2 separate regions of the Homo sapiens genome follow, and region 2 is linked to region 1. The links are chromatin loops, found by intact Hi-C in ENCODE. Cell type or tissue: tibial artery. All regions are shown on one strand.

Region 1 (2,500 bases):
CTCAAATTAAACATATCCCCAGACACCCCAAATCTCCTTTTCTCCCATGGTACTTTGCTGATGCCTCTTCCTAGCATTTGTCACACTGTACTGCTGGGGTTATTTCATTGAAGACATGGACTATTTCTTACTCAATTTAAAATTCCTAGCCCCTGGCAAAGCACTGCCACACAGTAGGCATCTGCTAAATATGAGTGAGGAAGTACAAATCTTGTGACACTGTTGAATTGAACCTGACACAGAGCATCTCTGCTCTGCCTAGAATGTTTCCTGCTTTCCTTGGCTCTATAGTTTGGGTTATGTTTTGGTTACTGTGTTGCTTTGTTTTTAACTTTCTGATTGTTGCTGGGTAATCTCCTTGGGACTCTCTTGGTTGCTATGCTTCACATGCTGTGAGATTTCCATTTGTAACTAAATGGTCACATTTTTTTTATCAGCCTCTGGCATGGAACAGGGCCTCAAAGAAGCTCGATTGCAACCACACACATATTTGTGGACAGTAACAAGCAGGAAAGGAGTTTGGCAGGAGTTCCCTTATCTCTGCCCAGAGCCATCCCTCGTGTCTCATTTCACCGTCTGCTTCCTCAAAAAAGAGCTCACGTTCTCACTACTCAACACACCCATGTGAATGTTTATTCCACTAGTAATGGATCTATAAATTTATAAAATGAAGTTTATTAACCTCAAAATAAAAATGAGAGGGTTCAAACTTTTTTTCTCTCTCTTTTGTGGGATAAGGTCTTTTTGTAATTTTTTTGTTAATTTTAAAACAGATATTGTATAGCCGACCTTTTTTTAAAAAAATGGAAGATTTCTATTGAAATCCTATTTGAAAGGAGATGTCTAGCTTATTTGCCTTTTATAAACATGTTACAGTAAACTTCCTTTATCTAGAAATGTTGGGAACCGAAGTATTCAGATTAATCGAATACCCTAATTAATCCAAAAATATTTCCTAAATATTTCTCAACACTATCCTAGACATTGAGATGAAATTCGAAGAAGAATTTTACAATACTGTTGGGAGTGAGGAGAAATCTAAGACGTGTAGTAATTTGTGAACAACTTAAGAGGATGGTAGCAAATCAAATAAATCCTTAAATGAGCCCTTGAGGCTGACAAAAATATGACGATGTTTCTCTGGGTAACTTAATCTCCTGTTCTCCAAAATGATTATTCAAGTCTTCTTCACTCTTCTCAAACTGCTGATTCTCTGCTGCGGTGCCACTGTCACAGCCACTGACTTCGCCTACATTTTTACCACCTCCCCCACGCTCAGAGGGCGACCTTGACTCCTACTTCGTATGAGAGAATAAAATACAGAAGCCCTCAGAAATTTCCTCAACTTCTTAAAACCAAATATATCAGCTTACACCCATCCCTTTCACTCCATTCAGATATAATAAAGGAACTGTCCCTTTCCTATCTAAGGCCAATCATTCCAGTGTCCTATATCCCCCTCCTCTTTTCTTCTCAGAATTCTTAAACAGGAATAACTATTCTTTCTCACTTTTACAGACTCACCCCCCTCCATCAGAATTTCTGAACAGTTTTTAACACATCATCAAGACTTTCATTGAAAAACTACCCTTCTCAACTCCCATTCTCCTGCTGATATGATGCTATCTCTCTTTCCCTCTTCACAGACATATTTTCCAGAAAACTTGTCTACACTCACATCTCCACTTTCTGAACCCTCATTCACTCATCAACCCAATCTGGCCTCTGCCTCACACTCCACCAAAAGAGCTCTTGCAAATGTGACTGATGTGTTCCATGTTACTAATAGGTGTTTCTCAGATAGCTTCAATTATAACCTACATGATAATTCACAAATCTATTTATTTGTGAGAAGTGACCCAACTCTGAAGCCAGACTCCCCACATTTGAGTCATAGCTCTACCACTTAATAGTCGCATGCCTCAAGGAAGTTATTGAAACTCTCTGTGCCTTGATATTAAAAATGTAAATAATAGGTAATAATTAACCTCAGATACCTGCAGATATTCAGTGGATTAATTCTTTCATACATATGTATTGAATACAAATGTATTGAAATAGCACCTAGAAATTGCTATTATATGTCTAGCCCAAATCTCTCTTCTGAACTCTAGACTTACATATGAAATTTCATACTGGACATTTCCACTTACACATGTCAAAAATACTGTATTAGTTTTCTACTGCTGCTATAACAAATTACCACAAACATGAGTATAGTTCTGTAGGTCAAAAGTTTGACAAAGATCTCAATGGACTAAAGTCAAGGTCCAAGGTGCTAGTAGGGCTGTTTTCCTTTCTGGAGGCTCAAGGGGAAAATCTGTTTTCTTGCCTTTGCCAGCTTCTAGAGGCCACCTGCATGCCTTGAGTTGTGATCCCTTTTCTCCATCTTCTATGGCATCTCTTTTTCTTACTCCCTTCCTCTGTCTACCTCTTCCCTCTTTAAAAATTGAGATATAATTCACATACCATAAAATTCATCATTTTAAAGTTTAAAATT
Region 2 (2,500 bases), 88 kb after region 1:
ATGCAGATATTAGCTTTTCAACCTCCGCAGGAGGGGAAGGACCCCTGGAGGGAGGTGGAATATAGGATAAGCAAGGCAATCCACTTTATTCCAGGTAAGTACTATTATTATCATCCTTATTCCTCACCCTTCAGTTTGATAGATAGGGTAACTGAGACACAGAGGATTAAGTAAATGGCTCAGCCAGGTGTGGTGGCTCACGCCTGTAATCCCAGCACTTTGGGAGGCCAAGGTGGGAGGATCACTTGAGGTCAGGAGTTCGAGACCAGCCTCGGCAACATGGTAAAACACCATCTCCACAAAAAATACAAAACTTGGCCAGGCATGGTAGTGTGTACCTGTAAATCCCAGCTACTCCAGAACGGAAGCATGAGAATCCTTTGAACCCAGGAGGAGGAGGTTGCAGTGAGCTGAGATCGCACCACAGCACTCCAGCCGGACAACACAGCAAGACACTGTCTCAAACAAACAAACAAACAAACAAACAAAAAAGGAAATTGCTCAAGGTCACACTAAGACAGTCTTCAAAGAACCCATGTTCTTAACAACTGGGCTTCACTCCTGAAAGTCCAGTGTGTCCTGTGCACACACAGGTTAAATGAAAATCCCAGTAGCATTTTTTTTTGCTTAAGGTGAAATCTTTTTCAGTGATAAAAAACATTTCAACAGTGTAAATCAGGAAAGAGCCAAAGCTCTAGTACACTACTGCACTCTTATTGACCTTTACAACACTAAATAAAATCTACTTAGAGAGGATCCAGCAAAGCTTTTGAATTTCACTTTTTCAGAATCTCCAACTGTTGATTCAGGTACTATTAGATGCTATTTGAGACGATGTTTTGATGGAGAATCAGGAATATTCAGCAATTCAACTTCAAGTGAACCCCTACTATTCACTAAATTGAAAGGCAAATCTCAGAATTTACTATTAAATGTGACAATGAGTCCCTTCCAAAGACACCAAAATCAGGCCTTCAGAGAGGAATAGAAATATTTCTCATCCCCTAGCCCAGACCTGGTGTGGCAGAGACACTGCCTAGTGTTTACCAAGCCCATTTACTTTCCTCCTGGGCCCCTTGGCAATTAGGCTCAGGCTATGTGAGTTCTGACTAATGGAAGATGTGTGGCAGTGATATACATGACTTCTATGCCTGGCCACTCATTCTGTGACAACTAGGATTTGTGCTGTCAATGGTGGTGTCAAAAGATAGAAGAAACCTGAACTCCTCCTGCGTGACTGCCAACCACATTGACTGTGATGTGAGGAAGCAATATATTTGTATCAAATTAAGCCACTGAGGTCTGGGACTCTTTGTTAGACGAGTTAGCTGACCTGGACCTTCTGCTACAGATCTTCTTAGCAAATGCAAACCTGGGTCCAGTAGACCTAGCCCGCCGGCAGGGGCAGACCAAGTTAGATTTGTAAAGGAGCATACAAAAGAGTGTTACTCTCTGGATAGCCTTCATCTCATGGCATTTTTCCTACCATTTCCTCATCAACATCATCTCTTTTTTTCAAAATTAATCGAAGTGTTGCCATTTCCTTTGCCTTGCTTCTGTTTCGCAGGTCAGAGCAATGAACCTGGACACTGTTGGAGATGGAAAAAAAGAACTAAGATGGAGTCAGAGAAAAGGGACCCTACCTGTAATTGCTGGATGTGTAAATGCCTTAGACAGTTCCACCCTGGAAAAAGTAATCCCTTCCAAATGCTGAAACCAGGCCATCAGGATCAGCTCTCTTCTTCTACCTGAGATGGGTGCAAGCTGGGTAAAAAGACATCAGGGAGAAAGACGATTTATGCTTGCTCTTCGGTGCACCACTGGGAACCACTGGGACAGAATGCAATGCAAGGTTCTCCTTCTGTGTATTACAACACACGAACAGGCTAAACCAGATTTCCCTCCCTAAGAAAAAAAACTAAAGCTCTTTAAAAGCACCATTTATGTACAATAGCAAATATGTTCATTGTAGATCACTTTTAGCTGTTCATTAAACCAAATCCCCTGGGGACATTTTATGCCAATGCTTTGGAAATTAGTCCTTGTTACTTTATGTAATTGAAAACAATAAAGCTAAGTGCCTGTTACACTCTTCTGTAATTTGAAACAGGGATTTGCAACCTCAGGTCCTATCTCCAGGCCCTTCACTGGCCTCAGAGGTAATGATGGGAAACTGTGTGTTATATTCATTATATCAGAAAACCTTGCAGAAATGGCACATTTAACTTGAAGCTGTATGAGCTCACTAAAATGCCAAGTCTCTGTTTTTTGACTGAGATAACATCAATTTAGTACAATAATTGATTGTCTAAAAGGATAATGATTGATAACTGATTATCTCATGCTATCTGGGAACTTTAAATAATAGTAATTTAATGTCTTAGATTAATATAAATGGGATAAATTAATGATGCTATAAGACTTTCAAAAAGAAGACCCTTTAAGAAATAGGCTTCACGTAGAAAAAAACTATTAACAGTTTAAAAATCTAGCCAAAAAG

The links. Peaks named below come from ENCODE experiments on the same cell type or tissue, not always from the same donor. Only the 100,000 strongest peaks of a DNase experiment are listed, where the experiment ranks them.
Region 2: it touches region 1 in a loop (2.7-fold over the local background); 1 of 110 quality-filtered maps calls a loop at or near these places.

What each region holds. Positions count from the first base shown.
Region 1 is chr6:79,267,974-79,270,473 of GRCh38, reverse strand. No RefSeq gene overlaps it. Among named protein-coding and RNA genes, the nearest start is that of HMGN3, 35 kb to the right of the region's middle. In tibial artery, no CTCF peak of the experiment used is centred here; a DNase peak (open chromatin) is centred at 1,234.
Region 2 is chr6:79,179,751-79,182,250 of GRCh38, reverse strand. It overlaps LOC124901347 (a long non-coding RNA gene), which reads left to right. Exons shown (of 2, transcript XR_007059653.1): 2 at 1,568-2,087. Among named protein-coding and RNA genes, the nearest start is that of HMGN3-AS1, 53 kb to the left of the region's middle. RefSeq lists a silencer at 1,082-1,282. In tibial artery, no CTCF peak of the experiment used is centred here; a DNase peak (open chromatin) is centred at 1,205.